3 separate regions of the Homo sapiens genome follow, and all the other regions are linked to region 2. The links are chromatin contacts, found by Hi-C in ENCODE. All regions are on one chromosome and are shown on one strand. The core of a region is the stretch at or near the end of the contact, and the rest is flanking DNA. Distances in the headings are between cores, read along the strand shown.

Evidence for each region. Hi-C counts contacts between places; a loop is a spot of excess contacts on that map. Pooled maps may share reads with other maps.
Region 1: a pooled map shows a loop between it and region 2 (6-fold over the local background). The contact joins the promoter of SETD9 here to the promoter of DIMT1 in region 2. A Hi-C loop is called at or near these places in 4 of 50 pooled maps.
Region 3: a loop to region 2 is called in a pooled map, with 8 times the contacts of the local background. The contact joins the promoter of CENPH here to the promoter of DIMT1 in region 2. A Hi-C loop is called at or near these places in 3 of 50 pooled maps.

The regions. Positions count from the first base shown.
Region 1 is chr5:56,908,078-56,910,845 of GRCh38, reverse strand. It overlaps SETD9 (SET domain containing 9), which reads right to left and starts at 1,250. Exons shown (of 6, transcript NM_153706.4): 1 at 1,103-1,250. The coding sequence starts at 1,200. RefSeq lists enhancers at 1-589, 685-734, 1,525-1,614 and silencers at 775-984, 1,165-1,374.
Region 2 is chr5:62,402,317-62,405,315 of GRCh38, reverse strand. DIMT1 (DIM1 rRNA methyltransferase and ribosome maturation factor) reads left to right here and starts at 1,411. Exons shown (of 12, transcript NM_014473.4): 1 at 1,411-1,622; 2 at 1,970-2,043. The coding sequence starts at 1,544. RefSeq lists an enhancer at 1,201-1,490.
Region 3 is chr5:69,187,996-69,190,895 of GRCh38, reverse strand. CENPH (centromere protein H) reads right to left here and starts at 1,313. Exons shown (of 9, transcript NM_022909.4): 1 at 1,128-1,313. The coding sequence starts at 1,261. It overlaps LOC112267932 (a long non-coding RNA gene), which reads left to right and starts at 1,419. Exons shown (of 2, transcript XR_002956215.2): 1 at 1,419-1,905. RefSeq lists a silencer at 1,262-1,381 and enhancers at 1,240-1,534, 1,462-1,701.

The DNA of each region.
Region 1 (2,768 bases), core at 1-2,500, 5.5 Mb after region 2:
AGCCAGAGGCAGAAACGAAGTTCAGCTCTTTCCCGTACTACACCCAACAGCCAAGCTGAATGTCATCACAATGAGAATGAATGACCTCACATTCAATGGCTTTTTAAAAATGGCCTTGTAGTTTCAAAGACAAATTCAACATCGTATACTTTGTGACACTCCCTCCAGGACGACTAACGTCTTCAATGACTGCACCTCTTATTTCCATAATCATTATCTTTTTGTACTAACTGCATTATTTTTACTTGAACAAAAAGGTTGTAATTCCCGCCTCACGGTTCCGAGTCATGATACAACTGATCTCCTGTTTCCCTAGCATGCAACCTTCCGGAAACCGCTTTGTTTCCCTATTTGTCGGACACTGACTTCAGGGAGGCCCGGTCGGCCTCTTTGGTGAGCACGGTGTTGAGCTGATCACTGGTGCGCCCTTAATAACGCCGGCGGGACTCACCCCAATCCGAAACCCACCATCCCGACGTGCTTTTGAGTGGCGTTCTGCCCGTTCTTAACGCGCGAGCTACTGCACGCTATTCTCACAGCCGGGATGGGCTTCTTTAACCACGTGAAGTACTTGTATGAACTATGAAAATAAACCCTGGCTTGGCTTTTCTGAGGAAGTTCAAGCACCTAATTAACCCCTGGTGGAGAAAAAGCCACGCACTCTCACGCGGTAAGGGCAGTCTTTTTAAAAAGTTTCCATTTTTGCCCAGATACAAGCTCCCCAGTCAGTGCCGAACGCAACAGGGAAGAACAGGCGACACATCCGGCTGGCGAGCTCGGCCTCGCGGGCCCGGCAGCGCAGCGGACACTGGGAAAGAGGCCATAGGCCCCGCCCACCTGAAGCCACCGCCCACTTCAGGCTTCCAGCGGGCCTCGGACTCCACCAACCTCGGCCCCGCCCGCCTCTGGCCCGCGTTCCTTAAACCCCTCCGAGGCCTCAGTCCCCGCCCACCCGGCCCGCCCACCTCAGTCCCTGCCCACCCGGGCCCGCCCATCTCAGGCCGGCAGTCAGCCTCAGGCTCTCCGCTTTGCGTCCCGCCGCCGTGGTGGCGTCTGGGAACCGAAGGCAGGTGCCCCTCGTTCTGCCGTCCCGCCCTCTCACCTCGGGTTGTGGCTTAGGTTCAGTGCGATCCAGGGAACGAAGCGGTACTTGTAACGGCGCCATCGCTGCCACAGGCCCCGCAGCAGACGGCCAGGCATGGCTGCCCCGCGGGGCCGTGACCAGGACGGCGCGGGGAAGGCGGATCGAGGCCTCGGGCCCGCCCCGGCCCGGGAGGAGAGGGGGCCGCGCTCGGCCGCCTTCCCCTGGCTCCGCTCTCAGTGTTCCTGGCACCGCCTGACTTCTGTTGCTCTGGGGCTTCGTCCTTCCCCTTTCCTGACCTCACCTCTCTGAATGAGAGGCGCGTAGAGCTGGAAGGAGGTCCCCTTGACCACTTTTTCTTTCTCCGGTCGCTCGGGTGCTTCCGTGGGCGCACACAAGCGCTAGCCCTGGTTGCGGGCGAAGGGTCACCGGGCCTCAGGGGCGAACCCGCCCCCGAGACCGCGTCCCAGGAGCGGACCGCCTAGTTTCTCTGTCACGGCTGTCTGGCCTGCCCCTTTGTCCCGGCCGCGCTCTGTGTTCCATCCTCCGTCCACTTGAGCTCTGCCTCTTCCTCGACGTTCTCTCCCCTTCTCTCCGTGGCCCCAGAGCAGCCCGACTTCGGGAACCCGAGTTTCAGTCCTCCCCAGACAGCAGCCCTTCTTCTGCGTGAACCCGTGTTCCCAAAGTTACCAGTTTGGGCGTTTTGCGAATATTTACACGTAAAAAAACAAAGTGTCATGATTCCCTGTTTTCACTCGTTTTTCTCTTCATTGACCCAACCATTCAAAGGCAAAACTACATGGACAAATGTTTCTGAAAAACAGCTTTGTTGAGGAATGGTTGGGATACAATAAACTGCACATATTTAAAGTGAACAATTTGATAGGTTTTCGACACCACAGCCAAGATAGTAATCCAGCCCCTCCCCCAGTCCCCAAGCAACCACTGAGGTGCTTTTGTCCTTTTAATATGGTCTTCGCTTCAATTTGGAAACGTTTTGTCTAGAAGTTCTGCATCTGTGTTCGTGAGAGATATTGTTTCGTAGTTTTCTTGTAGTGTCTTAATCTGGCTTTGGTATTTAGGCTAATGTTGACTTCATAGGATGAGGTGGGAAGTAGTCCCCCATAGGTGAAATTTAAAAGGAACTTTACGACCGCTCCTCCCCAACACCCAGATGCATGCACACGCACACACATATTTAGAACAGGTTTGGACAAAGTTCAGTTTTAAGGGGGGCAAACTACAGGAATCCCTTAACCATATTCAAATCACCAAGTGTTTATTGACAGATAAATACGTTGGTATCATTTCCTCTATTCTTTGCCTGAGAGTGAGGTTGGATCCTAAACTATTGAAATTGAACGGCTCAGATCTAATAAAAACTCAGCCAAGGCCGGGCGCAGTGGCTCACGCCTGTAATCCCAGCACTTTGGGAGGCCGAGGCGGGTGGATCCCCTGAGGTCAGGAGTTCGGGACCAATCTGGCCAACATGGCGAAACCCCGTCTTTACTAAAAAAGAACAAATACAAAAATTAGCCGAGCGTTGGTGGCACGTGCCTGTAGTCCCAGCTACTCAGGAGGCTGAGGCAGAAGAATCGCTTGAACCTGAGAGACGGAGGTTGCAGGGAGCCGAGATCCGCCACTGCACTCCAGCCTGGGTGACAGAGTGAGATCCCGTCTCAAAAAA
Region 2 (2,999 bases), core at 162-2,661:
AAGATGCTACTAGGGTATACGAGATTTTTTTTCTGACTTAGAACTACATCAAAGAAAGAAGGGCCTAAGACCAAGGTTTGGGAATGTACACAATGAATTGCTCAAAAGAGAGTTAGCTTTAGTAATGACAGGAAGAAGCTATTTCTTCAACCAAACAGAATACACACAGAAAAATTTAAAAGAGCCATTACACTGGCTGGCAAAACAGATGTGGATATTATGGCCCTGGTACACACGGAGTTTATAGTCAGGTACACTGTCCTGTCACAACGACCAATACGTTATCGTATTTACAGCGTTTTGGAGTTTCTGTCCATCTCTGTCAATATAATACACTTTGAAATAAGTTTCTTACTTAGAATCCCTAGCAGTGTTTGATACACAGTTGGAGCTCAATAAATGTTTACGGAGTGAATGATGAGGCACAAAAGGAATTTGTTGAATTATTTGTTAAATGAATCAAATAATTTTCTAGGATTCACGGGCTGTCTTCTGCACGATAAGCTTCATTCTGTGGGTCTGAGTTTCTCCTGGTTCTCAATTCTGTCTTTTTGTGGATTATCTACTTTGTAGCTGGAGCTTTGTATCTGTTTAAGATAATTATTCTTCTATTCCTTTTTTTTTTTTTTTTTTTTTGAGACGGAGTCTCGCTCTGCCGCCCAGGCTGGAGTGCAGTAGCGCGATCTCGGCTCACTGCAACCTCCGCCTCCTGGGTTCACGCCACTCTCCTGCCTCAGTCTCCCAAGTAGCTGAGACTACAGGCGCCCACCACCACGCCCGGCTAATTTTTTGTATTTTTAGTAGAGACGGGGTTTCCCCGTGTTAGCCAGGATGGTCTCGATCTCCTGACCTTGTGATCCGCCCGCCTCTGCCTCCCAGAGTGCTGGGATTACAGGCGTGAGCCTCCGCGCCCGGCTCTTCTATTCTTAGTAGAAGCAACCAGTAGCCCTAGCGAAACCAGACGTTAATTCCATTCTCGCAGTTCTTTTCCCCAGGGCAAGCAGCAAAAAATGCATTCCCACAAAAGAGCAAGCTCATCCCCAAATCCCGGGTTTCCCACCCCCACAAGCTTCAGGAAAACAGGAGCGAGGCACGTGAATACTTCTTTGGACCTCAGCGATCCCAGAACCTAGGCTACTAAAACATCCATAGGCTTAACCTCATCATATAACTTAAACAGCCTTCGCAACACCGAGAGCACCACACCAACACCTTCTTATCCAGCCCTGGTTGGGACAAGGGCTCCAACTCCAGACTGCAGTCCTCGGTAGCGCGGTGTCTTCTGGGATCTGTAGGCTCCCGCGGTTCGGCCTTCCTCCCTCTGTGACTCCAATTCCCGGCAGTCAGTGGGCTCCAAGGTCCGCCCTTTTTCTGGAGGAGGAGCTCAGAGCGTACGGGAGGGGGCGGACCCTTGCCCCTCCGGCGCTTGGGCCAGAGTGGTGCGGGCGGCGCGTGGCGGCGATCCCCACGTGGTGGCTTTCTCACGCTAGCCCTCTTTGGTCCTCCTTGACGTCCCGGGCCTGTGGGCCCGCTTTCTGCCGAGATGCCGAAGGTCAAGTCGGGGGCCATCGGCCGCCGCCGCGGGCGGCAGGAGCAGCGCCGGGAGCTGAAGAGCGCTGGAGGTGCGGATCCCCGCGAGGAAGCTGGGGTCGGTCGGGTCAGGTCTTCCGGCAGGACCTAGCCTGGGGTGCGGACCAAGACCTGATCGGCAGAGGCCGGTCAGGACGCGCTCCCGTGAGCGCGGAAGGCAGGGGTGGGTCCCCGACTCGGCCGCAGGCCCTGCGCGTCGCCGCTGACTTCCTTTCCAGCTGGAGGATGAACTTATAAAGAGTTTGTCAGTCCTGGCGTGACGTTTCGTGGCCCTGGTTGGCGCAGAAATCTTCCCCATACCCATGCAGCTTTCTTCTCTGGTACTGCCTAATATCTAATCTCAGTAGGAAAATTAATGCTGTTTCGTATTTTCTTACAGGACTCATGTTCAACACGGGGATTGGGCAGCACATTTTGAAAAATCCTCTCATTATTAACAGCATTATCGATAAGGTGGGTGTGGAAGAGGAAAGGGAGAGAGTTGTTGGTTTATTAATTTTATTCCTATGAATACATAAGCGCAGAAAGTCTGCCTGCCGTAAATTAGATGCTCTGTAAATATTTGTTGAATGAATCAAATAATTGTCTAGGATTCTTGGGCTGTCTTCTGCATGATAAGCTTCATTTTGTGGGTCTGAGTTTCTCCTGGTTCCCAATTCTGTGTCTTTTTGTGGATTATCTACTTTATAGCTGGACCTTTGTATTTGTTCAAGATAATTATTCTTCTATTTCTAATCACCTTTTTGATCACTTAGTTTTTATGTACTCCATCTATTTATGTCTAAACTACACATTAGAAAGTTTGTTCCCCAGAAAAACATATAGTACTACATATAAATTATTTGGTGTATGCTAGTACCACATATAAATTGCTTGGAGTATTACTGCTTTCTGAGTTATTGATGTTCTCTTATGGTTATGGATGATTGGGTGTTAGGAAGTGAAATACACACGGTGCAGATTACACTTATGGTTAAAAGCAAGGAAAGCATCCTGGAGCTGTAGAAAGAGCATTACATAGTTAAAGGATCTTGTCAGGCTTCGTGTCATTTGAAAACTGAGAAAAAAAGAAAGAAGGGTCATGTACTATTTTAACCTTTTTAGCTCATAGTTTCCTTTGAGCATCTGATGAAAGCTATGGCCGTAGAATATTAGAGCTGTGTGCAGACATTCAATTTTGTGTACAGTTTCTGCTCTTCTGCATCCTTGAAACCATACATGGGTTGAAAATTGAAAAATCTTCGCCCAACACGTACAGTCCTTTCCCATTTGAACTTGTTGATACGAACAGAGAAGGTAACAAGAGGCTATTGGAATATTTCCAGATAGAAAGCAGAATGCCAATCCCAGAAATGCTGTTGCTGCTTTTCTGACTCCTAAAGTTGAACAGTATTCCTCCAAGTTAGGAG
Region 3 (2,900 bases), core at 64-2,563, 6.8 Mb before region 2:
TTTTGAGTCAAGAGTCTTGCTCTATTGCCCAGGCTGGAGTGCAATGGCACAATCTTCTGCTCACTGCAACCTCTGCCTCCCGGGTTCAATCAATTCTCTTGCCTCAGCCTCCTGAGTAGCTGGGATTACAGGCGCCCGCCACCACGCCCAGCTAATTTTTGTATTTTTAGTAGAGACGGGGTTTCACCATGTTGGCCATGGTTGGCCAGGCTGGTCTTGAACTCCTGACTTAAGGTGATCCGTCTGCCTCGGCATCCCAAAGTGTTGGGATTACAGGCGTGAGCCACCGCGCTCAGCCAATAATGATTTTTTTAAAACTACCTCTGTTATGATATAGAACAGAGGACCGCAAATTTTTTTCTGTAAAGGACCTGATAGTAAATTTTTTAGGGTTTGTGAGTCACACGGTCTCTGTTTTAGCTACTCAATTCCACCCTTGTGGCAGGAAAGTTGTACTCCAATAAAACTGTTTATGGAAACTGAAACTTGAATTTCTAATAGAGTTCACGTGTTATGAAATATTTTTATGATCTTTTCCCTGCAACACTTAAACATAAAAACTATTCTTAGCTTGAGTGGTCACACAAAAATAGGCAGTTAGGCAGATTTGGCCCAGGACCTTCTCCTGCTCACTAGTTTAGAAGACGAATGTCCCTTCTCATCGAATCTTCCCCAGCAACCGCTTAGTGGAAAAGTATAAACACCGTCCGCTTAGTAGAATTTATAACATATAAAGCTTCTGGGTTACAAAGGGTCGTAGTTCTAAAAGAAATGGTAGGGGCACCTTCCTTCCAGTTTAGCTCTGGCATTCAATTTGTCTGTAAACCAGAGAGGTAGGGGGAGGGCGGGGAAACAGGAGGAGAAATTACAGCTTCTAAGGGCCCGGGGCACTGTGCTCAACACTTTCCTAGACTATCTCATTTAACCCTTGTAACCTCTCTCCAGGGGGTCATTTTTCTCTCCTTTTCGCTGATGAAGAAAGAGCTTCAACAGTTTAAGTGAATGAGGCAATCACGGAGACCTGACGTGACCGAGCGTGAATTCGAACCCTAGCCCTTCTGAGCAAGGGCGGAGTTCCGGGCCACAACGCCCACTTGGCCCCGGCTGAGGAGGCCAAAGGGAACAACCTGAGGAGCAGGGTCATGCGGTCCTCGCTGCACGCCGCCTGGGCGCCGGCGACCTGCGGTGGCCCGCCTGCCCGGCCTTCCCCTCCGGAGTCCGCGGGCTCGTCGGCGTCTTGCATCTGGGGCTGCTCCTCCATTGCTGGTTGAGGGGAAAGGCTACCACTCAACAGGCAAACGCGCTCAGAAAAGGTCGCTTTTCCCGCCACTAAATGGACGCCGGGAAAAGGCCCGAGGGCCCCGCCCCTTCCGCCCAGGGCCCCACCCTTTCCGCCTTGTTTTTCGGTTGCCGTGGTTACTACGGGCTCCTCTTTCATCCGGGCTCTACTGGTGAAAATAACTGCAGACGGCTGGTAAAAAGTTGGAATAGCTTTCGTTAAGCGTCGGATGTGTAGAGTGCTGAGTTAGGGGCTGGACTAGAGACGTTGGGACATCTCCCGGGAACAGCAGCCTGGAGGGGAAAAATCTCCTGACCTAAGTGGTCATTCGGCCTTGGCGCTTGGACACGGGAGTGCGGCGACAGCCATATGTCCATCCATCTTGGCACTTTTCCGTCCTCTGCCTTTGAAGATGGGTGTGCCCGGCAGGCTGTGAAAGATAAACATTAGAGGGTTGTTTAGAAGACTTTTTTGACCTGAGCCCATGAGGTGCATACCCTTTGTTTGGCGGAGAAACCAGTGGCTTCTGAAGATCAGGGACGGGCCACAAGTGCGAGGCATTGCAGACATTTCGAACCCAGACTTCCAGCCTGGAGACATCCACACGCTTCCAGTTTCTTGCACTGGTACTTCATTCTGTCATTATGATTGCCACCACTCGTAACTGAGAGTTGCGTGCCCTCAAGTTTTGAGTGTCTGCAGGGTACCTTTGAGCTTTCTTAGCTGTGTAGTGAGTGGGGGGAATGGAGAAAATGAAGGACAGATGACTGATTTGTAGTTTTTCATTTGGACACTGTCCTTGCCGCACAAGCACAGCAGCTTGAACCTCTTTGAACAAGAGTCGAGAGTTCTTTTACAGCTAATTACCCACTAGTTAAACTTGATCATACTGTGCTGTTTTCTTCCTCTCCATTGTCAATGTAATACGGCTCCTGACAAAAGTTAAATTCGCTGGGCGTGGTGGCTCACCCCTGTACTCCCAGCACTTTGGGGGCTGAGGCGGGTGGATCACCTGAAGTCAGGAATTCAAGACCAGCCTGGCCAACATGGTGAAACCCCGTCTCTACTAAAAATACAAAAGTTAGCTGCGTGTGGTGGCGGGCGCCTGTAATCCCAGCTACTCAGGAGGCTGAGGCAGGAGAATCGTTTGAACCCGGGGGGGCGGAGGTTGCAGTGAGCTGAGATCGCGCCACTGCACTTCAGCCTGGGTGACAGAGTGAAACTCCGTCTCAAAAAAAAAAAAAAAAGCCGGGCGCTGTGGCTCACACCTATAATCCCAGCACTTTGGGAAGCCGAGGGGGGAGGATCTCGAGGTCAGGAGTTGGAGACCAGCCTGACCAACATGGAGAAACCTCGTCTCTACTAAAAATACAAAATTAGCCAGGCGTGGTGGTGGGCACCTGTAATCCCAGCTACTGGGGAGGCCGAGGCAGGAGAATCCTTTGATCCCGGGAAGCAGAGGTTGCAGTGAGCCGAGATCACACCAGAGATGCACGCCAGCCTGGGCAACAGAGCAAGATTCCTTCTCGAAAAACAAACAAACAAACAAAAAAACAGTTCAAAAGACACAGAATGGACTGGTGGCGATGGCCCACGCCTGTAATCCCAGCACTTTGGGAAG